Regions from separate parts of the Homo sapiens genome. Here all the other regions are linked to region 2. The links are chromatin loops, found by intact Hi-C in ENCODE. Cell type or tissue: GM12878. All regions are shown on one strand.

Region 1 (8,000 bases), 180 kb after region 2:
ATAATAAGAGATTGGTCAAGTTTAGAGTAAAATATACTGAAAGAGCCCACTATTAGTTCCTCTGCTCATATGGTAGTCTAGTAACAAAATCTATAGCCTCAACTCAGAAAAACATCTTAAAATATAATATACATATACTACCCACCTATACGTTTGTGTGTGTTCTTACCTCAGATCCCATGGGATCTGTGTAAAGCTGTATAAGGGAAAATAAACATCATTTAATTTCTGGAATTTACTAGATTACTCCTCATCAAATACCTTTTTTATATAGAGTTCAATTTGTGTTCTATTAGTTGAGTACAGACATATATTTTAAGCTAGAGATAGGATATGCTTATTTTGTGAATGTAGAGTCTTTAGAATATTCTGTGAACACTGAATAAAAGGAAATTAATAATGAAGGATTCATAATTACCATGACTAAGCTACAAATAAATTCTAAATAATCCATTATGGTTTAAAATTTGTTCAATAAATCATAGATCTAAGACTCTCAGTGGTATCTTCTCATTTTCTATTCTTAACTATGTATAACATGTTAAACTCAGAGGTATACAAAATTTCAAAAGAGTCTACCAAACTTCAAAAACAAAAAATTTGGAGTCTGTAAAGTAACTAAAAAAATAAAATCCTGAGAGCCAATAAATGAAGCAGATAGTATAGCCTATACATTTTCCCATGTATTATACCAAAGAAATATACAATTCATAATCTTTTATTAAACTTCTGATAGATCCTATGTTTTTAATTCCAAGACAGATTAAAAAAAAAAAGTCAGGGAGGAAGAGGGAGAGTACTGTTTTAATGTTTCACTTGCCAAAAGACAATGAAATAGAGACAGAGGCTTGGTCTTTAAATGAGTGTGTACTTACTGTCAGTACTGCCATACGTAGCTTCAAGAGAAAGAAAAAAAAACTATTATTATTACATACTTGCACCTATATTATCATTCTTTTCAATAGACTAATTAAAATATTATTTCAGAGAGGTTCGAAAGATTTGGGTAGGAAAAAAATATCCAGAAGGCCAGAAGAAAAAGGATACAGTCATCCCTCAGTATCTGAGAAGGAATTAGTTCCAGGACTCCCTATGAATACCAAAATCCATGTGTACTCAAGTACCTCAGGGAGTATATGAAAAGTCAGCCTTCCATATCTGGGTTTCACATCTACAGATACTGTATTTTCCTTTTTCTTTTTTTTTGAGACAGAGTCTCACTCTGTCACCCAGGTTGGAGTGTTGTGGCATGATATCGGCTGACTGCAACATCTGTCTCCCAGGTTCAAGGGATTCCCCTGCTTCAGCCTCCTGAGTAGCTGCGATTACAGATGCCCGCCTCAATGCCCGGCTAATTTTTGTATTTTCAGTAGAGATGGGGTTTTGCCATGTTGGCTAGGCTGGTCGTGAACTCCTGACCTCAAGTGATCCTCCCATCTTGGCCTCCCAAAGTGCTGGAATTACAGGCATGAGCCACTGTGCCCAGCCTGTAGTATTTTCTTTTTCTTTCTTTCTTTCTTTCTTTTTTTTTTTTTTTTTGACAGAGTCTTGCTCTGTCACCAGGCTGGAGTACAGTAGCGTGATCTTGGCTCACTGCAACCTCCTCCTCCCGGGTTCAAGCGATTCTCCTGCCTCAGCCTCCTGAGTAGCTGGGATTACACGCATGCACCACCACGCCCAGCTAATTTTTGTATTTTTAGTAGAGACAGGGTTTCACCATGTTGGCCAGGATGGTCTCGATCTTCTGACCTTGTGATCCACCCACCTCGGCCTCCCAAAGTGTTGGGATTACAGGCGTGAACCACTGCCCTGGCCCCGTCCTGTATTTTCAATCCACCTTTGGTTGCAGATGTGGAAGCCACAGATACAGAGGGCCAACTGTATTTATTGAAAATAATCCATATATAAGTGGACCTGTGAAGCTCAAACCCATGTTGTTCAAAGGTCAACTGTACTTTTTTCCAGGAAGGTCAAAATTAATTTTATGCTAAAAGTATATTATATGAGGCCGGGTGCGGTGGTTCACGCCTGTAATCCTAGCACTTTGGGAGGCCAAGGTGGGTAGACTGCCTGAGCTCAGGAGTTTGGGATCAGCCTGGGAAACATGGTGAAACTCTGTCTCTACTAAAATACAAAAAATTAGCCAGGCATGGCGGCTTGTGCCTGTAATCCCAGCTACTTGGGAGGCTGAAACAGGAGAATTGCTTGAACCTGGGAGGCAGAGGTTGCAGTGAGCTGAGATCACGCCATTGCACTCCAGCCTGGGCGACAGAGCGAGATTCCATCTCAAAAAAAAAAAAAAAAAAAAGTATATGCTCACAATTCGATAGCAATTTTTTTGCATTATAAAGGGGAATTTCCTAGATATCTGAAAACTGATTCTTTCCTATAATTTTTTCTTTTTTTCTCTCCATTTCTGAAAGACTAGCATTTTTTAATTGATATATAATAGTTGTACATATTTTGGGGGTACATGTGATATTTTGATACCTGTATATAATGTGTAATGAGTTCAACTGTATTTTAAATCATTTCTAGATTACTTATAATACTTAATACCATGTAAATGCTATATAAATACTTGTCACACTGTATTTTTTATTTGTATTATTTTTATTGTTGTACTGTTATTTTTTCTAAATATTTTCCAGTTGGTTGAATCTGTGGATGTAGAATGCTCTGATACATGGAGGGCCAACTGTACTAACTATTCACTCATTCAAGTGAGAGTCCATTACGTACACAGGGCTCTGCTAGAGACGAGAGGGACACAAAAAAGATAACTATCCCTACCCTTAAAAAGTTATATTCTAGTTCTGGAGGCAAAAGGTATACAAAATAATTCATTATTACTAAATAATTAAATATGCAACAAGTACCTCAAAAAGTGTCCCATTTGAAACTAATCTACTAAAGTAAAAACATCTTATATGTCTATAAAGTCCTTGTCCTCTCTACATATACACTACTATGAACAGATTATCTCTGCTTGAAAGAGTAACATATAGAGATAGAAATATAATCAAGCCAATGATAATTGTTTTTAAAAACTAGAATACAAATCAGAAAATTTCAGGCCAGTCACAGTGGTTCTTGCCTGTAATCCCAGCACTTTGGGAGCCCAAGGTGGGCAGATCATTTGAACCCAGGAGTTCAAAGCCAGCCTGGGAAACATGGTAAGATGCCATCTCTACAAAAAGTAAATAATTAGCTAGGCATAGTGGTGCACACTTGTGGTCCTAGCTACTTGGGAGGCTGAGGCAGGAGGATTGTTTGAGGCCTGGAAGTTGAGGCTGCAGTGAGCTGTGATTGTGCCAATGCACTCCAGCCTAAGCAACAGAGTGAAACCCTATAAGAAAGAAAGAGAGGGCCGGGCATGGTGGCTCACGCCTGTAATCCCAGCACTTTGGGAGTCTGAGGCCGGAGGATCACAAGGTCAGGAGTTTGAGACCAGCATGGCCGACATGGTGAAACCCCGTCTCTACTAAAAATACAAAAAATTAGCCAGGTGTAGTGGCAGGCACCTGTAATCCCAGCTACTCGGGAGGCTGAGGCAGGAGAATCACTTGAACCCGGGAGGCAGAGGTTGCAGTGAGCCAAGACCACGCCACTGCACTCCAGCCTGGGCAACAGAGAGAGACTCCAAAAAAAAAAAAGAAGAAAGGAAGGAAGGAGGGAGGGAAGGAGGAAAGGAAAGAAAGGAAGGAAAGAGAGAAAGGAAGAAAAAGAAGAAAGGAAGGAAGGAAGGAAAGAAGGAGGGAGGGAGAGAAAGAGAGAGCGAGAGAAAGAAAGAGAAAAGAAAAAAAATTTCAGAACCATAATTTCATATCAAAGGACTAAAACTTTACTGCCACTGTGTGGCCATTTTGATTACTGCATATAAACTCATACATTACTTAATTGAGTTCATTTATTTATGCATTCATTCAAAAATAGACATGGTCCCAATCTCAGGGAACATTTAGACTAGCAGGGGAGAACAACGTTAAACAACAAAAAAATAGCAAAGATAGCTACATCATTAACATTGTGTTCATTGCTATGAAGAAGCAGCATGGGATGCTATGAGAACATGAAATAAAGGGACCATCTAGGCTAGGGAGGAGGGTGTCAGGGAGGGAAGTATTTACTTCCCTAGGGAAGTAAATATTTAAGCTGAGACTTGACAGATAAATTGGAGTTAGCCAGGCAAGGTGTATGGGGCAGGGGAGAGAAGTTTCCAGGCAAGAGGAACAATATATGCAAAGGTAAAAGGAGCTTGGCATGTTCTAGATTCTTTGTGTGGCTTGAACATGGGAATGACAGTGATGCCCTGGACAGGAAGATAGGGATCATACAGGCCTTGCAGACCATGTGAAGGACCCTGAACTTTATTTTAAAAGCTGTGGAAAATTTTTAGGCAAAAGAATGACATGATCAGACTTGGGTTTCTGAAAGTATGCAGTGTGGACAGTGGGTTGGAATGGTGAGGGATTGAGAATGCGAATAAGGAAACAAGCTAGATAGCTATATACAATATAGTCTCTTTTTTTACAATAATTATCTGCAACACTGATATGTACTTATTTTGAAGAATTCAAGCATAATATAAAGTACAAAATAAGTATAAAAATCACCCAAAATTGAAACCCCATCTCTACTTTAAAAATACAAAAATTAGCAAGGCATGGTGGCACGTGCCTGTAGTCCCAGCTACTTGGGAGGCTGAGGCAGAAGAATTGCTTGAACTCGGGAGGCAGAGGTTGCAGTGAGCCGAGATCACACCACTGCACTCCAGCCTGGGCAATAGAGCGAGACTCCGTCTCAAAAAAAAAAAAAATCACACAAAATTTCATAACTAGAAATAATCATGCTCTTACAGGGGAACACCTTTCAAGATCTCTAGATACTCAAATCTGATTTTACTCAAACTATTTTCATTTATTTATTTATTTATTTATTTGAGATGAAGTTTCGCTCTGTCGCCCAGGCTGGAGTGCAGTGGCATGGTCTCAGCTCACTGCAACCTCTGCCTCCTAGGCTCAAGCAATTCTCCTGCCTCAGCCTCTCGAGTAGCAGGGATTATAGGCACCAGCCACCATACTCAGCTAATTTTTTGTATTTATAGCAGAGACAGGGTGTCACCATGTTGCCCAGGCCGGTCTCAAACTCCTGGGTTCAAGAGATCCACCCGTCTCAGCCTCCCAAAGTGCTGGGATTACAGGTGTGAGCCACTGTGTTCGGCCTCAAACTACTTTTAAAACATATCATACCAGCTACAAGATCACCTGAGGAAAGTTATAAAAGATTAACAACTGAAAAACAATATAAATACTATTTACTTAAGAGACTAAGTCATCTATCTAAAATTTTGTCTTTTGATCTCTCCAAAACAAGCTATTTTGACTGAGTCAGTCATACAGGTAGACATTTAGTAAAATAAATTTATCAAACTAGCTAGATACTCTTTGTACATTATACTGCTATTTTAGTACATGTAATACTTATAATTTTTTATTTAAGAAGTGACCCTATTATATTATGACCTCCCTGGGAGTGGAATCACATTTTACTCTCATTATTATCTCATCCAATGCTTAGGCACAGTGTCTGGCACAGATTAAATAGCCAATGTATAAAGAATGAATGTTTAACACATACATAGTATTTGTTATGTGCCAGGCATTGTTCTAACCATTTTAGATCAGTGGTTTTCAAATTATGGTCCCTAGACCAGCAGTCAAGAGCATCTCTTATAATTTGTCTGAAATGCAAATTCTTACATCAGAAATTTTGAGGTGAGGCTTCACAACATGTGTTTTAACAAGTCCTCCAGGTGATTCTGATGCAAGCTAAAGTTTGAGAACCACTGCTTTAGATTATTAACTCATTTAATTATCAAATATCCTTAACAAGTGGATTCTATTATTATCCCCATCTTATATGCAAAGAAACTAAGGTACCAAAAGGTAGGTTACGTGCCAAAGGTCACACAGGTGTTAAGTGACAGAACTGGGATTCTTCAGACCATCTGACTCCAAAACTTGAAGTTCTAACTATATTGTACTGCCCCTCAATGAGGAACAGTCAGGAAATGCTGCTAAATGAATGGATGAAGGGGAATGAGTGAGCACTGTTCAGTATAACAGTGATGGCCGTCTCCCCCTCTCAATCTGTCCAAATATTCAGGGCCTCCAAAGCTCAGAGGCTATTTTCTCTCAAAAGATTTCTCTCATGTTTCTCACAGGGTATAGTGCCTCCTTTCCCATACTTCCCATTGCATATGATCATTATCTGTCTTTTGGCATGCATCACTTTCTAATGAGCATTATAGGGGTGATTGAAATATCTCTGATATTTTTACATAAAAATATCAAATTGATATAAAAAAATCAATATATAGTCTGGGTGAAGTGGTTCATGCCTGTAATCCCAGCATGTTGGGAGGCTGAGTTGGGCAGATCACTTGAGGTCAGGAGTTCGAGAGAAGCCTAGCCAACATGGTGAAACCCCATCTCTACTAAAAATACAAAAATTAGCCGAGTGTGGTGGTGCATTTCTGTAATCTCAGCTACTTAGGAGGCTGAGGCAGCAGCATCGCTTGAACCTGGGAGGCGGAGGTTGCAGTGAGCCAAGTTTGCGCCACTGCACTCCAGCCTGGGCAACAGAGTAAGACTCTGCCACACACTCACAAAAAAATTAATAAATAAACATGTAAAGCCCAATATGACATAGATACTGGCCAATCAGAAAGGATGCCAATTTGGCTCTAGAGCTGGCCTCCTGGAAGCAACGTTCGGACTAGATATTAACCCTTTGGTTACTGGATTTTGGAGTGTTCTGGAGAGATCCCAAAAGAGACACTGTAAGGTGATGGGGAGGATATTGATGGGGAGCCACATGAGGTCTCAGAAAAGTAGCTATTCACCATTCAATACAGAAATATTTCAATATTTTAAGAGCAGATACAGCTGAGTCAGTATGTAACAGCTGATCATCAGCCCTGCATATGAATTCACTTATCTTCTGCCATGGTTACAAGCTCTTTCCCACTTCTGTTTTATCTTTGTATCCCTAGGTCCCTCTGGTCAGTGTTGAATAAATCATAAGTAACAAATGTGCAGTGGAAATAGAAATGTATGAATTTGCTAAATAATCCAGTGTAAGGCTTCCTGACCTCAAGATTTCTTAAAGGAACAGGAATTGAGGAGTAAAAAGAAGACATAGATGGAGAAAGTGGGGAAAAGCAGTGGCGGAAATTTCAAATACTTACAGGCCTTGGCTGTCACTGGAGAGCAGCAGCCATGGTTCTGCTTTATCCTACAGCCATGGGCCTCAACAAGGGCCACAAGGTGACCAAGAATGTGAGCAAGCCCAGGCCCAGCTGCCATCGCAGGTGCCTGACCAAACACACCAAGTTCATGCGGGATATGATCTGAGAGGTGTGTGGCTTCACCCTGTATGGGCAGCATCCCATGGAGTAGCTCAAGGTCTCCAAGGACAAAAGGGCCTTCAAGTTCATCAAGAAAAAGGTGGGAACACACATCCGCACCAAGAGGAAGTAGGAGGAGCTGCGCAATGTCCTGGCCACCATGAGGAAAGCCGCTGCCAAGGACTGAGCCCCCTGCCTTGCCCTGCCCTCTGTTCATAATAAAAGCTTCACAGAAAAAAAAAGAAAAAGAGAAATTTCATTTATATACATCTTGTCTCTTCAACTAGGACTAGAGCCTCCATTTTGTACACCCTTCATAGCTGTCTTGGGCAGCATGAAAGATCAGATGCACTTAAAATTTAAGCTGTATTTTTTTAAAATTTGAGGTACAATACTAGCTATTGTAAGGGAATAGATTATACTTATGAACAAAATATAGTTACCAAAATAACTAAGACAGAATAAAAACCAATTATTCAAGTCAATTTTTTCCTTTCATATCTGCAAATTGAATCACCACTATTCTAAATTTGTTCAATGCACTAAATGCCAGATTCTTGTCTCTCCTGTCCCACATCCTGTGGATCTC
Region 2 (8,000 bases):
GGGTGTTCTTTGTGTAAAATAGAAACATGGTTTTGTACAGAAATAAACAGCCTTGTATAGAGAGCTCGTGTACAGCTAGGGGCTGGGAAGGGGGTACCACCTTGGTCACCTTGGTGCTCAGCATCTCTTCTCTTTGCCCTACAGAGCCCCTTCTCCTGGGCCCCAGCCCAGCACCAGAGCCTCTCTGAGAGGTACCTTTGCCAGAGGACATGCCAAGTCCCTGGTCAGCCCCCATTCTTAACCCCCATTTTCACTCACCCCATCCCCACTGCCTTATGTCTACCTTCTGCCACAGATGAGGGACACCAGGGCTGGAGCTCAGTGCTGGGCAGAGCAGGGCGTGCTCCCTAGGCCTTGGTCCTCACCCACCCACCAAGGGGGCAGGGACTCCTAAGGAGGAGGTTTCAGGGTCTTCCTCCTTCAAGTCCTGGCCTGGATGCTACCTCAGGCTCCAGTAAGTTTCTGAGAGCTGATTCTGGGTTGGGGTCAGGGACGGGGCCCGGAGTGGAGCACCACGAATGTCCTCACAGGCTCAGCCCAGGCCCTCAGGGAGGGGGGCGAATTGTGGTTCTTTGATAAAATGCCGCCTTCGATTTACTGCCAAGTGCCAGGCTGGACTGGTCAAGTAGGCTCCATTAGCCCCATTTAACAGACGAGGAAACAGGAGCTGAATGGGAAAGCCTCAGCCGGATTTGCACCAAGAGCCCCTCACTCAGCTTCCTCTCCTGACCAGGGCTCCAGGAGACCTGACTCTGCCCTTGAGGGCCCAGGCAGGCACTGCGGTCACAACCTGATGACTGGTGAGGGCAAGGACAGGGTGTCCCTGGGAGAGGCCCCCCTTCTGCTGAGGAAGCAGCTTTTCCAGTCAAACAATAGCGCTATTCCTGGCAGATGACCAAGCTGGGCCAGGCCAGGCCATAGCGGGAGGGGGCAGGAGAGGGAGGAGCAGAGCCTCCCTGGGAGCTTTCAGCCTTCGCCTGGGCCTGGAACATCCTGTCCTGGTACAGCTGGGGATACTGAGGCCTAGGGAGGTGAAGGGTTTCAAGAGACTATCAGGGTAGGCCACTCCACTTCCTGCCTCCTTCCCCTCAGCCCCATGGTTTCCCACTCTGTCTGCACCTGCCATTGATGAGATGGGCTCAGCCTTTGAGAAGCTCCTCCTTCCCCTAGTCCTCCAGGGGATAGGCCAGGATGTGGTGGCTACATAGTGTTTCACAGGAATGTGTCAAGCCCGAGAGTCCAGGGAGGAGGCTTAGCTTGGCTTCCATCTGCCTATGGTGGGGGCTCCAGAGCAGGCAGAGGGCCTGCTTAGGCCTGCTGGGTCCCAATCAGGCCTGAGGCCTGCTTTAGTCTACTTGGTTCAAAGCCTCACATCTGAGGCCTCAGGGTGCTCAGGCCAGGCAAGGGTCCCCTGGAGCATTCTCAGCCCTGCATGGAGCCAACATGGACATGCTGATGCCTGCTTAGCCTTGGGGGGGTCTTAGACCTGTGAAGGCCTGATAAGATCTGGGGTGTCTGCCAGTGCCGGGGGCCTCCTTGAACCTGAAGCAAGTTTAGATGTGCACAGGCTAGCTAAGGGCTGCAGGCTTTGGGGCTCAAGTTTCAGGCTTGAGGTCTGAGTACTCACTGAACCTCAGCTGCAAGGGCCTCCCCCACCAAAGTCTGAGCACTGGGCATTACTGGCTCAAGCACTTCCGGGTTTTGTTGGTATCGAGGGACCTCAAGCCTTAGGCCTTGGCCACCTGCAGCCCCCTAACCCAAAGTATGTCGCTCAGGCAGAGGTGGCTAGGATTCTACCTCTGTGTGCCCCTGGTGAGGAGCCTTCTATTTTGAAAGTTGGATGAAAGGAACAAGTGGGGCTACCAGGCCAGGTTTCAATTTGTCAGCCCCCTCGCAAGCGGGGAAGGGTAGGTATCAATCGCAATCCTGTGTTGGCGGCCCTGCCCCCTGCAGCCATGAGAGGCAGGAGAGCGAAAGGCGCCCGGGGGACAGCGCTGCACAGCAGACCTGTGCCTCTCATTGCTCCGGGGATTTGGGGGCAGCGTTCTGGTCCTAGCCGAGCTCCAGTTTGTTTCGTGTCCCTTCTGTCTCAAGGACTTCAATCATGAAACCCACGTGTGTGCCAGAAGGACAGAAACGTCCCCTCCGGGATGCTCCCACCGGCTGCGCAGCTGGCTTTCCGCGGAAAGGGCGGAGCCCAGGGAGGGGGCGCGTCAGGGGCGGGGCCTGGAGGAGTCAGACGGGGTGGGGTCTATCCCCGAGCCAGTACTAAAAAAGGCGGAGCCGTTCGGGGCGGTCTCGGTGGGCTGGCTGGAAAGCGGGATGAGGTTCTGGCGTTAGGAGGAGGCGTGACCACCCAATAGGCTTCTCTTCCCGCGGGGCGTGGCCGTCAAGGAGCCGGACGCCGCGCCTGGCTGGGCGGGTCAGCCTCGCAGCGGGCGGCGTGGACGCGGCAGCGCAGCGGCTCCTTTAAGGCTCGGGCACCACCCCCGCCGCCCCGCCTCCCGTGCGGCCTGGGTCTAGTTGGCGGCGGGGTCGGGTCCGCGCGAGCCGCGATGGAGCTGCACATCCTAGAACACCGGGTGCGGGTGCTGAGCGTCGCCCGTCCCGGTCTCTGGCTCTACACCCACCCGCTCATCAAGCTGCTCTTCCTGCCCCGCCGCAGCCGGTGCGCGCCCGGGTTCGGGAGCGCAGATAGGGGCTGGGGGCTCTGCTCTCGCTCCGGGCCAGGGTCGGAGGATTAGGATCGCCGTAAGGCAGGCAGGCAGGCGGGCGGGAGCGGGTGGGGAGGACTCTCCCCGTCCGGCCGCCATCCGGCCTGGGGGACCGCCGCCTATCCGGCCCCGTGAGGCCCCCTCCCAGGGGCAAAGCGCAAACAGCCTGGGATGGGCAATGCTTAACTCAGTAGTGTCAAATGGGGGCATTCCTACCTGGTCACTGCGGGGAGCTCCTTCCAGGACGCCTCCCTTCATGTCAGAGGGGCTGGACTAGGGGGTCCAAGGTCCGACGCCCCTGGGGCTGTCGCCGCGGGTGTGAACCTCTCCTCCCTCCAGGAGTGGAGGGGTGGAGGGTTCCTGGAGAGGTCGGGAGGCCGGAAAGTAGCCCCCAACCCCCGAGATGGGGCTAACATCCCATTGGCCTGGAAATTAAAGGCCGAGAGGGCAAGAAGGCGCCCGGCCCAGGGTCGCGGGGGTGTCTCGGGGCAGATGGAGAGAAATCCACTCCCGACCCCTAGTTCTCCACACCAAGCTGAAGATGCTCCCCACCCCCAACCAGGTGCAAGTTCTTCAGCCTGACGGAGACCCCTGAGGATTACACGCTTATGGTGGACGAGGAGGGCTTTAAAGGTGGGGGTTGGTCTGGGGAACGGGAGTACGGGAGGGGCTTGTCGTGCTCCCCTTCTGTAGGGTTCTCACCAGTTGCTGGGATCCGTCCCAAGAGCTTAAGCCTTAAAAGCAGATGGGTCGGGGTTCGAATCCTACTCCACCACTCCCTGGCTGTGTGCCCTTGAGCAAATCACTTTCCCTCTCTGAGCTGTTTTCTCTTATGTAAAATGGGTATAGTTATGGTTCTGATACATAGGGTCCCATGAGGCCTTTATAAACTTAAAACCGCTGAGGGGCACTCAGCAGTCTTAGGCCTGCAGAAGGGCCTCTGTTATGATTCCAGTCAAGTGCTGCTGTTAGAAATCCCTGGGTATTATTTCCTCCTGGTCTTACTCTCTGGTTTGGGTCACCTCCTCCCCTGCTGGTCTGGAAACTCCAGGAGTCTGAGGGAAGGAATGCAGGAGCAGGCAGCCATCTCAGGGGAGGGTCCTGGAGGCCTCCTGGCTGTGCTGGGGTGAATAGCAGCCACCCAGGCCCTGGCCCCAGCTCAGGACTGGACGCCAGCCTGGGCCCTCCCTGGGGCCTGGAGCTGACGCCTAGCTCCTCCTCCTGCTGCTGGCCCTGCCCATCCTCACAGGCTTGGAGTCTCAGGCCAGCTAGCTGGAGCTTAGCCTGTCCCCATGCTCCACTGCAGGCCTTAGTTTCCCTGTTTTTACTTCAGAAGTCTGGGTCTGCAAAAGGGGAAGGCAATCCCCCAGCCAACCTGATCTGCGAATGCCCCCTGGTGGTGCCATGTGGTACAAAGCTTCTGCTAACCCACAGAAGACACCGTAGTGAGGTAGATATTGTCGTCCCATTTTACAGATGAGGAAACTGAGACTCAAATCACCCACCCCAGGTCATAAGACAAATTAACAAAGCTGGGATTTGAACCCAGGTCTGTCTGAATCTGGACCTCTGATCTTAAGTGGGAAGTTTCAATGCCACCAGGCCAGCACTTGAAGCCTTTCTCAGTCTTTGCACACATAGGGACTTCAGGAGCCCCAGCCTCCAGACCTGCCCTTACCTTGATGGAGCCCTCCAAGGCACAGAAAGGGAAACTGAGGCTCAGAGAGGGGCAGGGGCCAGCCTTGTAGACCCTGACCTGACATGTCCCCTGCCCACAGAGCTGCCCCCATCTGAGTTCCTGCAAGTAGCTGAGGCCACATGGCTGGTGCTGAACGTGTCGTCTCACAGCGGTGCGGCAGTGCAGGCTGCTGGGGTCACCAAGATCGCCCGTTCGGTCATCGCGCCACTGGCCGAGCACCACGTGTCTGTGCTGATGCTGTCCACTTACCAGACGGACTTCATCCTGGTGAGTTTCCTGCTGGTGCTGATGCAGAGCAGGGTGGATATAGGTACCTGGGAGCCCATGTGATGTGCCATCTGCTGTGGCCCAGGTGCGGGAGCAGGACCTGTCCGTGGTGATCCACACGCTGGCCCAGGAGTTCGACATTTACCGCGAGGTGGGCGGAGAGCCTGTGCCTGTGACGAGGGATGATTCCAGCAATGGCTTTCCCCGCACTCAGCATGGTGAGGGCCGCCCCCTGACACTTGGACTTGGGCAGGGCCTCCTCTTCCCACTGGGTCCCTTCCCTTTTGGGCCCCAGTGGGGCAGGAGGACCCCGGCCAGTTCCTGGATAGCAAGACCTGCCCCTGGCCCACGCCTCTCCCTGACTAGCCACCAGGGGGCGCCCCAGCCCACGGACACCTTTTCACCTGCTGCTGTCCTCCAGCAGGGCCCAGCCCCACGGTGCATCCCATCCAGAGCCCACAGAACCGCTTCTGTGTCCTCACACTGGACCCTGAGACGCTTCCAGCCATCGCCACCACCCTCATAGATGTCCTCTTCTACTCGCACAGGTGGACCTTGGAACTTCGTCTTTGTCCTCACAGCACTGTTCCCTACACTCTGTCCCACCACTTTCCGCCCATCTATCAGTTTTGCACCTCTTGCTTGTCCTCTCTTGGGGTTCCTGGCAGCCCATGATGCTCACTTGTGCTTCACTGATGTTCGGGGAAGGTTCTTGCCCCAAAGCTGGATCCCTTTCCAGTGGGGTCGTCTGAGCCATGCCCTGGTCTGGCCCTCTCACCGTGGAATCCTTTGTTTTTGGCACAGGCTGGGTTCATTGTCCTCCCCCATCCCCACCCACACCTTCCAGAGGGCTGGACCCTTGGGCGGGTAGCAGATATGGCAGAGCCTGCCCAGGCCACCATACCAGCTCCTTCCCAGGGTTCTGGAGGCTGATCGGGAGCAGGGGCAGTAGGCTGGGTGCCTGGTAGAGCCCCTAAACCTCCCATCCCTCCCCAGCACCCCCAAGGAGGCAGCCTCTAGCAGTCCTGAACCCAGCTCCATCACGTTCTTTGCCTTCTCCCTCATCGAGGGTTATATCTCCATTGTCATGGATGCTGAAACACAGAAAAAGTAGGTGACCCCTGACCCCGGGTGGGCCCCAGGCCCCAGCCAGTCCCAGGCAGGGAGGAGGTGGGGCATCAGACTCTGAGGTCAGCAGGTGTACCTGTCCCAGAGCTCACGGTCAGGCAGGGGTGGATGGGGGTGCCCTGCCCATCACCCATCTCCCTCCCCAGGTTCCCCAGTGACCTCCTGCTGACCAGCTCCTCGGGGGAGCTGTGGAGGATGGTGCGCATCGGTGGACAGCCCCTGGGCTTTGGTGAGGGCTGTTCCCGGTGTTGGGGGGCTGGGGAGTGTCTGGGGAGCAACCGGCATGTGCCACATGTGGCCTTCCTCCACCACCCTCAGATGAATGTGGCATCGTGGCACAGATTGCAGGTCCCCTGGCTGCCGCTGACATCTCTGCCTACTACATCAGCACCTTCAACTTCGACCACGCCCTGGTGAGCACCAAGGGCTGGGGCAGAGGGGAGAGTGAGGCCCAGAAATGTGGGCGGCAGGAGGTAGTCTCAGCTGGGCCAGGAAGTCAGGGGTGGCCCTGGCCAGCTTCCGCCTTGACCCTTCCCTCCTGCCCACCTGCCCTCAGGTGCCCGAGGACGGTATCGGCAGCGTCATCGAGGTCCTCCAGCGGCGGCAGGAAGGCCTGGCTTCCTGAGGCCCATGGGCAACAGAGCAGCCTCCCTGCTCTCCCCTCGACCCAGGCTTCCAAAGACTTCTCTAAGCTATTTCCTTAAGCTCTGGAACGAGCCCCCTGTTCTGCTGGGGACCCTCGTTCCGCTCTCTGTATGTAAGCTGCGTGCAGGCACCGGCTTTTACGCGGACACCTGTGTACACTCACAGGTGGAGTGGGCAGGTGCTAGCCTGACTGCGTGTCTGCCCATGCAGGGGAACACGGTGCTCGGGGCTTAAGCCCCCAACCCATCACTCCCTGCGCAGCCTCGGCGTTTGCACAGTCCCTGCCTGAGGCCTGAGCCATTCCCCAAAGGCTTCCTGGGCCAGCTGCCCCGCTGACCTCCGTTCTGCCTCTGGTGGGGTTGCCTTCCCTGGCCAGGTGAGTCCTGACAGTGCCTCTCCCTCCTGGGGCCTCCAAGGAAAGTATTTTGACATCTCTCTCTCTTCTGTTTTTATTGACTTGTTAATAAAGGACTTTGTAGTGACTGGGTTGGGCTACGGTCCTTGGGGGTCCTCTGGGTCTGAGTCTCAGCCATGGCTCCACCTCATGGTCCCCTCCATCTGAGGTCTTGGTCTCTCTCTGTGTAGCTGGCTGGGGGCTGGGCTCACCTGGCTTTGCCTCATTCACCTCTCACCACAGCTCAGTAAACCATCACCATTTTCCAGACGAGGAACCGAAGCTTTGAGAGGTGACATGACTTAGCCAAGGTCACATGATTCCCCTTCCCATGCCTGCCTTTGAAATCTGGGGTGTTCCCAGATTTCAGAATAGCTTCCAAATAGCCCAGAGGGTTCTGAACCTTGGCAGAGAGTCCCAGACCCTCCTGTCTGGGGAAGTCTCCCAGCCTTCCCTGTCATTGTGGATATGGCCGGCCTGCTATGAAACCCACCAAAGAGGGCCCAAAAGCACTTTTCTTTCTTCCAGCCCGCTGCCTGCTTTTTTCTGGGTCCTGCCTGAGTTCTGGCCGTCCCTCTTGTTGGCTAAGAGATCAGTCAGTTCTTAACACCAGGGCTCTCCTGGAGTCATTCCTAAAGTTCAGGGCCAGGAGGATGGGACAGGGACCTGGAGGCCACCTGGAGCCTGCTCTGTCCTCCGGGGCCGCCTCCCTGCTTGGTGAGGCTGGGATCCTGCTATTGCCTGATGGGGCCCCACAGATGACCCAGGGAGACTATCGGGTTCCCTCAGCCCAGACCCACCCATGCTCAGGCAGGGAAGAAGGGTGTGACTTCTGTGTACTCAGAGGTCGTGGTGGCTCCTCAGAAAAGCCAGAACAGGGACAGGCCTCTGGCAATGCGCCCGCCCTGCTCCTGGGGACCAGGGGTCTGGGGCCTCGGGCTACAGATCACAGGAGCCAAGAGCACAGCACAGCCTGGTGAGTGAGCAGCAGGGGCCCCCCGGGCCAGCCCTTCGCTTCAGCCTCAGTTTCCCCATGTGCATGGAGACCTAGGAGACAGCTCTTTCAGGAACATGGGGAGGGGGGCATTTCTTTGGAGTTTGACTTTTTTTTTTTTTTTTAATGGAGTCTCGCTCTGTCTCCCAGGCTGGAGTG
Region 3 (8,000 bases), 100 kb before region 2:
TACCTTCAGATCTAGCTTGTCACTTAAGTGTGGGACAATCCTCTAAGGTAGGCAGGTCAGGTGACTTATTGAGGAGCCTGAGGGAGAGGTGGTCATAGGTGGGCACGTGCAGAGTTGGGACTTAAACCCAAGTTTGTGGTTTCTAGGCCGTATGCTCCCAGGCCAAGGTGTGGACGGGCCTGGGAACTGCCTGCGAAAGTTACCCACGAAAGTACAAGATCACCTTCACCCAGCAGGATACAGCCCTCCCCGCATCTGAAGTTACCCAAATAAAAGCCTCGGTAAAGAACCCTTCCCCAGGCCTGCCCTTCCCAGGTTCAACAGCTGCCTCTTTCTTCTTCCTCCACTGAGACTTAACCTACTTCTGGCCCACCATAAAACAGCTAGTTAATTTGATCATATAAATCCTAAATAGGCCCAGGCTCGGTTGCTCACACCCGTAATCCCAGCACTTCGGGAGGCTGAAGTGGGTGAATCACCTGAGGTCAGGAGTTCAAGACCAGCCTGGCCAACATGGTGAACCTCGTATCTACTAAACATACCAAAAAAAAAAAAATTAGCCAGGCATGGTGGCACACACCTGTAGTCCCAGCTACTTGGGAGCCTGAGGCAGGAGAATCGCTTGAACCCAGGAGGTGGAGGCTGCAGTGACCCAAGATGGCACCATTGCATTCCAGCCTGGGCGACAAAGCAAGGCTCTGTCTCAAAAAAAAAAAAAAAAAAAAAAAAAACCTAGCCAGGCACAGTGGCTCACGCCTGTAATCCCAGCACTTTGGGAGGCTGAGGCGGGTGGATTACCTGAGTTCAGGAGTTTGAGACCAGCCTGGCCAACATGGTGAAACTAAAAATACAAAAATTAGCCGGGCATGGTGGCGGGCGCCTGTAAACCCAGCTACTTGGGAGGGTGAGGCAGGAGAATCGCTTGAACCCAGGAGGCAGAGGTTGCAGTGAGCCGAGATCACGTCACTGCAGTCCAGCCTGGGCAACAGGAGAGAAACTCGGTCTAAAAAAAAAAAAAAAAAAAAACAAGCAAACAAACAAAAACACATAAATAAATAATCTGGTGAAGTCCTGGAGCTGGCTAACAAGAGAGAGTCCCTCCTTCCCATCCCCACTTTTTCTCCATCCCCTAATCCCTGCCCTACAGTTCTTCCTCCCTGCTAGGTATGTTGCACCCCTGCTCAAGAATCTTCAATGGCTCCCCGGTTCCTTCCTGAGTTGACTCAATCCCACTGATCTGCATTTGAGGCCTACCCCCACCCCAGCCCAGCATTCCTTGTGGCACCAACGGCCACTTGCCCTCTCCACACACTTCATTTCAATCTGAGAAGCTTCCCACTGTCCCTTAGACACACCTCTGCCCTCCTGCCTCTGTGAGAGCTGCTGCTGTGTCCTGTATCCTCCTGCCAGGTCTTCCCCAGCCCTCAAGACTCTGATCAAATACTGTTTCCAGGAGCTTCTCCCTGAGCTACCCAATGCAACACGACCTCTGCCAACCAGAAGTCCCCTTTCCTGGCCTTGATGTGGACTATTTTGCATTGTAGTGGCAACTCTCAGGGAATAGCATGGCCCAACAGGAAGAACCAGGCCTCCTGGGTCAGGCAGGCTGGAGGGGAGAACCTTCTGTGATGGGTGTGTTGCTCTGGGTATATCTTGCTGGGGACTTTGCTTAGGGGAACATAGAGTGTGAACAACTTAAAGAAGGCTGGTGGCACGCAGAGATCTAGAAGCGTTGGGATGGCAGTCCTAGCGTTGACAGAGCCCTGTGCTTCAGATTCTTCTGGGGGGCAGCTCTGGGCACAGGAAGGAGCACTGGACCGGGAGTCTGGTGTGTGGGCTGGAGACCATGTTCTTGCTTAATGTGCTGCCGTGACTATTCCACAAGACGCATATTTGGGGGTCTCCTCAGGGCTGCTGGCCGTGCCCTCTAGACCTTGGTTGTTTCCTCACTAAAATGAGGGCACTGGCCTTGAGATCAGAGGCCTCCTGCGTGCCCTGGCCTCAGAATCTGTGGTGCCAGGGGGAAGGGGGTGGCACAGAGATTGGCATTGTGATTTGAGAGTTGGAAAGAACAGTCTTTTAAACTCTTCACAAATATTTGTGGAACACTCTACTTCCACGGGGCCAGGGCAGCGCGAACTCTCTGGAAAACCCTTGTGCCTGCGGGCAGCCATGCAGAAAAGCCCTGGCCCCAACCTCCTCCCCTCCTCCCAGCCCAGCCCTGTGGGGCTTGCAGCTGCCTCAAGTCACCTGCCTCCTCTGGGTGTCTGTGATCTGGGGAGAGAACTAATCCCGCCACTGTGAGAATTCCAAGTGAAATAATGGCTGGGGAAGTGGTGGGCGCACACAGGTGAGGGATTATTATTCTATCATGTTGCTTCTGAAGGCACAACAGAGAGTGAGAAACTAAGCCTGTCTGGCTCCTCCCCCGAGCCCCACTTCCTCCTCACTTCTGCAGTCCAGCCTGGCTTTGCAAAGAAACAAAATCCTCTCCCCACCCCACTTCCCACACTCGAACCCCTGATTAAGTCCCTTACCTTCCTGGGTATCACTGTCTAATCCCTAAGCCCTTTCTCACCAGTCTCCAGTTGTCTCCAAGAGCCAAATCCCTTTAGAATGAGGTGGCCCAGATAGCTGTGAGCACAGAGGCTGGGGGCAGGGAGCTGGGACCTCAGGAGTCCCCCAGAGGGGAGGGGAGGGCCGGAGGGGTGCTGGGGCCCCTGCTATGGCTCTGGCACTAGCTGGCAGGAGCCTGGGGACTTCGCTTGGGAAGGATGGGTTGCCATTTCCACCCCAAATAGAGCTAAAATAGAGTCCAGATTCGGTAGGCAAGCTTGTTCCCACACCAGTGACCTCTCAGAGCAGAATGGCATAGGAGTGGGCCCACCAACTCTGGAACCAGACTACCTAGGTTTGGGTCCGGGTTCTATAACCTAGCAAAGTTACTTGACCTCTGCCTCAATTTCTCATCTGTAAAATGGCAGTGATAATCTTACTACCTCATGTGATTGGAATGAGATTAAATGAGCGAATTCATGAAAAAAACGTTGAAGAGTACCTGGAACACTGTAAAGCTATTGGCTGTTTTTTTAAATTTTTTGTGGGTTTCTTTTTGTAGAGATGGGGGTCTCACTATGTTGCCCAGGCTGGTCTTGAACTCTTGGCCTCAACTGATCCTCCCACTGTGGCCTCCCAAACTGCTGGGATTGCAGGCATGACCCACTGTACCCAGCTGGTATCAGCTGTTTTCACTTGCATTCTCTGTTTCTTCTCTTGAATATTCTTGCCATTCAGGTGCCAGCCCACACACCACCTCTTAGAGAGGTCTCCCTTCCCTGGTAATGAGGTTGAAGTGGCCTCTGGCCCCCAGCCCCTCTCTGAGGCTATTTTATCTCATTCCTGTGGCACCTACCGTGGCCTGAAATGATCTTGCTTGTGTATGTGGTTATGGTTTTCTCTCTGTTCTCAAGGGCAGAAGCCATTGCTGGTCACGGTCACTGCTCCATGCCCAGTGCCTAGCACCGAGAAGTCCTTTGATATCCATTTGTGGGCATGACGCTCACCCTGTCCCTGAGAGCTGGACCCAAGGAAGGAGCAGGACCCCCTCTACTTTACAGCCCATGCCACAGTTAAGCTGCGGCTACTTTGCATCTGCCCTGTGTGATCTTGAGTGAGTCATCGACCCTCTGAGCATCTGGGTGAGTGGAGGGAGGTGGCAGATGGAACTAGGCAATCAAGGGACACTTTAAGATCTTCTAAGACAACTTGTTTTATGTGCTGGGCCTCATGTCCATAAGGTAAAGGAATCTTAGGGACCTCCATGTTCTAAAAATACCACCACCTCAGGCCTAGCCGTCCCTGTGGCCACTGGGCCAGAAGCCCCCACTGATGGTGACACATTTCCATGAGTTAGGCATTGTCTGCTTCAAGGCCCTTTTTGTACAAAACAAAGTCACTGGGCCCCATGTGGCCACATTCCCCAGGGACCAGCCTGCCACCTGGTGGCAGCTTGATTACATTGGCCTCTTCCTCATAGGTGGGGCCCAGGTTCATGCTCACTGGAATAGACACATATTCTAGATGTGGATTTGCCTTCCCTGCCCTTCATCCTTCTGCCAGCACCACCATCTGTGTACTCACGGAATGCCTTTTTTTTGGCATTTGCACAGCCTGGTGTGTGACCAAATAACTCATTTCACAGCAAAGGAAGAGAAGCAGAGGGCTCAGGTTCACGGAATTCAAGGGCCTTGTCATACACCCCATTCCTGGTACCAATTCTAAAACATTTCATCCTCATCACCACCCCCTTCCACTGCTGAGGTAACATATTCCATGCCTCACACTTTCATTAGTAGCTTTGTTTCTTCCTAGGTCCCCCTGCAACTTTACAGAATAAGGAGAGACAGAGGAATTGGGGCCTTCTCCATGCAGGTCTCTGCCCAGCCCAGGGCCAGGAAACCTTGTATCCCAAGAAACAAGCTACTTGGAATCACAGCATGTCTGATGAAAGGCCCTCCCAAGTCATTTAGTCCAAGCTCCCATTTTACAACTGAGGACACAGGCCAAGAAAACGGAAGTGGCTTGCCCAGAGGCCCATGGTGAGAGAGTGACAGTCCTGTCCGCTCTAGCTCCCCACCCTCTCTTGGGAGTTTGGATCTGCGGGTTGGGCTACTCCAGAGAGAGCCCACAGGGCTGAGGGTCCTGTTGTCCATCCCTGGGAGCAGGGTGCCTGCATGTCTCTTAGCTGGCATCCCTTCCCCCGCTTCTGGGGTCCTCCAGTCCCCTTCTCCTCAGATACTCCACTCCCAGGCAGGGCCTCAAGGTCACTCGTCTCCTTGCAGTCAATCTCCCACCCTTGGCTGCCTCACTTCCTGGGCTTACACTGCACTCTGCCCCCCGCCAGCATTGGCTCCAATCTTTACTGTTTCTTTACCCACCCCCTAACCCTCCTCACCCCAAAGCAGCAGAAGGCCCCTGGCTGGGCTGAGCTACACCCACCCACGTTGAGGTAACATCCTCCAGCTCTTGTTCCTTCTGCGATAACCAGGGGTTACCCCATGGAAGAACACACCACAGGGAACTGGTTACCCACCAAGTTTGCAAGGGGGCTCCGGCTCCCACTGATGGAAGGCTAGGATGTGGATATTTGTAGGGAAGCAGAACTGTGTTCTAGGTGGGGGACAAGCGTGAACAAGGACCTGCATCTGGTTGGAGTGTGTATGTTGAGGGGTGACTAGGTCAGTGGGGTGAAGGGTAGGGAGAAAGTGGGGACAGGGCAGGCAGAACATGGAGCCAAAGACCTGGCTGATTACAGGGTGCATCCTTGCAACCCTGTTGTTGGGGCTGACAGATGGGCTGGGACAGTCACAGAAATGGAGAAGCAAGCCTCTTCACGGGCACCACGGGGCTTCCACAGTGCATTTTGTAGCTTATGAAGAGTGCTTTCCCACATATGAAAAAACGTTAGTAACATATCCAATTAGTGATCCTTTATCCTTGGGCGATACATTCCAAGATCCTCAGTGGATGCCGGAAACCTCAGGTAGTGCTGAAAACATACTGTGTTTCTTCAATCTGATAACTCTGAGGCCTACTAAGTGACTAACAGGTGGTAACATTTACAGCGTGGGGAGGATTCATATCCAGGGAGGGATGGAGAGGAAGGGCAAGAGATTTCATCATGCTACTCAGAACAGCATGCAATTTAAAACTTATGAACTGTTTATTTCTGGAATTTTCCATTTAATATTTTTTTGGACCTCGGTTGGCTGAAGGTAACTAAAACCTCAGGTAAGGGGAGACTACTATAGACCAATGGAACAGAACAGAGAATCTAGCTACGTGCAGTGGCTATTGCCTGTAAGCCCAGCACTTTGGGAGGCTGAGGCAGGCAGTTCCCTTGAGCCCAGGAGTTCAAGACCAGCGTGGGCAACATGGTGAAACCCTGTCTCTACAAAAAAAAAAAAAAAAAAAAAAAAAATTAGCTGGGCATGGTGACACACCCCTGTGGTCTCAGCTACTTTGGAGGCTGAGGTGGGAGAATCAGTTGACCCTGGAGGTTGCAATGAGCTGAGAAGGCACCATTGCATTCCAGCCTGGGCAACAGAGAGAGACCCTGTCTCAAAAATAAATGCATAAATAATTTTTTAATGCTTAAACTTTTACTTTTCTTATTTAGGTCTTTAATCTATATGGAATTCATATTTTGTATATGATGTGTATGTAATAGGGGTCTAATTTCTTCTCCTAATGGTTAATTCAATTTCTTAGCACAATTTACCAAACAGTCCATGCTACTGCCTCCTTGTATCTCCACAAACACAATGTTTCCTCTGATGTACACCATCTTTAGATGTGTGGGTCAGTTTCTGGCCTATTTCATGTTCCATTTGTCTGTCTTTAGGCTGATATCGGGGGCTGTCTTATATACCCGTCTCACACTTCTTCAGGAGCAACTTGGTCATCCCATATCAGTGTTCCTACAGGTGTTCACTGTAAAATTCTTTCAATTTTTCTGGAGAAAAAAGAGTGTTGTGGCTCATCTGGCCCAGGTTGGAGTGCAGTGGCACCATCTCAGGTCACTGCAAGCTCCGCCTCCCGGGTTCACGCCATTCTGCTGCCTCAGCCTCCCGAGTAGCTGGGACTACAGGCGCCTCCCAACATGCCCGGCTATTTTTTTGCATTTTTAGTAGAGACGGGGTTTCACCTTGTTAGCCACGATGGTTTCGATCTGCTAACCTCATGATCCGCCTGCCTCAGCCTCCCAAAGTGCTGGGATTACAGGCGTGACCCACCGCGCCCTGCCCACCATACAATTTTTAAAGGCTCAGGTTTCAGACTGAGCCAGCTCCCAGCAGCCCCAACCCTTGGAGAAACGGACAAGTTTTAGAACAGTAGTGGAACTTCCACATTCCAGTAGACATTTGAGTTATTTGCTGGGGGTGAGGCAGTGTTGATTGTACATGGTGCTTATTTATTTATTTATTTATTTAGAGACGGAGTTTCACTCTTGTCGCCCAGGCTGGATTCCAATGGCGCGATCTCGGCTCGCCGCAACCTCCGCCTCCCGGGTTCAAGCGATTCTCCTGCCTCAGCCTCCTGAGTAGCTGGAATTACAGGCATGCGCCACCACGCCCGGCTAATTTTGTATTTTTAGTAGAGACGGGGTTTCTCCATGTTGGTCAGGCGGGTCTCGAACTCCCGACCTCAGGTGATCCGCCCGCCTCGGCCTCCCAAAGTGCTGGGATTACAGGCGTGAGCCACCGCGCCCGGCCTATGGTGCCCATTTCACAGATGAGGGAAGTGACCCAGCCTCTCGGTCCCACTGAGGCACTGAGTCCCTGCCTGCTTCGTTTTGCCTTGCCCCCCAGCCCCTTTCCCCTGCCCCTCTATCTCCCCTGTCGGCTTCCCACGCCAGTCTCTGGTTCTCTGCCTCCTGCTGTTTAGTGGGGTCGAGACAGGGAGGACCGGGGAAGAGAGGGATGTGACTTGGCCCTGGCCACCCCGTGGGTCCACGGGGCTGCCGCAGAACAAGGGCCTGCCACCAGGCCCCTTAGACATCCCTTGCTCCTGCCCTTCTCAGGCTCTGATCGTGTCTCTGCTCCCCCAGGTCGCCCTTTCCAACTATTTTCCTGTCTGCCCCGCTGACGCGTCCGCTGCCGAAGCACCTCCTCTCTCTGACTTTCCGCCTTCCCGCTGCGACCCCGGTTTTGCCCCTCTCCAGCTCCCTCAGCCGCGGGCACCTGAGCTCTCCGCGGCCACCAGGGGGCGCCCGCGGCCCAGTCTGGGCGCGAGAGCCGCCAAGCGCCCACTCCGTTCCTCCTGGTGCCCCGCCCCGTCCGGCCGCGGCCCCGCCCCTCCCGGCGCCCCGCCCCGTCCGGCAGCGGCCTCGCTCCCTCCGATCCCCCCCGCGCCCGGGACCCCTGGCCCCACTGTTGGGCCAGCTCGCCGGGTCCGGCCATGGGCCCCGCCGCTCGCCCCGCGCTGAGATCGCCGCCGCC

The links. Hi-C counts contacts between places; a loop is a spot of excess contacts. Peaks named below come from ENCODE experiments on the same cell type or tissue, not always from the same donor. Only the 100,000 strongest peaks of a DNase experiment are listed, where the experiment ranks them.
Region 1: a loop joins it to region 2, with 28 times the contacts of the local background. A loop is called at or near these places in 21 of 110 quality-filtered maps.
Region 3: it touches region 2 in a loop (6-fold over the local background); 93 of 110 quality-filtered maps call a loop at or near these places.

The regions. Positions count from the first base shown.
Region 1 is chr22:30,104,692-30,112,691 of GRCh38, reverse strand. HORMAD2 (HORMA domain containing 2) reads right to left here. Exons shown (of 11, transcript NM_152510.4): 6 at 876-896; 7 at 170-196. It also overlaps the pseudogene RPL36P17. Among named protein-coding and RNA genes, the nearest start is that of HORMAD2, 28 kb to the right of the region's middle. In GM12878, a CTCF peak has its summit at 3,855; no DNase peak of the experiment used is centred here.
Region 2 is chr22:30,284,053-30,292,052 of GRCh38, reverse strand. CASTOR1 (cytosolic arginine sensor for mTORC1 subunit 1) reads left to right here and starts at 2,548. Exons shown (of 9, transcript NM_001037666.3): 1 at 2,548-2,668; 2 at 3,277-3,347; 3 at 4,493-4,680; 4 at 4,766-4,898; 5 at 5,105-5,228; 6 at 5,677-5,790; 7 at 5,955-6,037; 8 at 6,127-6,221; 9 at 6,365-6,936. The coding sequence starts at 2,556. The coding sequence ends at 6,433. TBC1D10A (TBC1 domain family member 10A) reads left to right here. Exons shown (of 9, transcript NM_031937.3): 9 at 1-63. RefSeq lists an enhancer at 1,231-1,290 and silencers at 2,171-2,610, 2,811-2,890. In GM12878, CTCF peaks have their summits at 4,103 (motif pointing left) and 5,052 (motif pointing right); a DNase peak (open chromatin) is centred at 2,335; H3K4me3 peaks cover 2,262 bases; H3K27ac peaks cover 1,279 bases.
Region 3 is chr22:30,387,273-30,395,272 of GRCh38, reverse strand. It overlaps RNF215 (ring finger protein 215), which reads left to right and starts at 7,862. Exons shown (of 9, transcript NM_001017981.2): 1 at 7,862-8,000. The coding sequence starts at 7,960. RefSeq lists an enhancer at 3,580-3,769 and a silencer at 7,763-8,000. In GM12878, CTCF peaks have their summits at 3,996 (motif pointing left) and 7,758 (motif pointing right); DNase peaks (open chromatin) are centred at 2,330, 3,952 and 7,789; H3K4me3 peaks cover 1,233 bases; H3K27ac peaks cover 958 bases.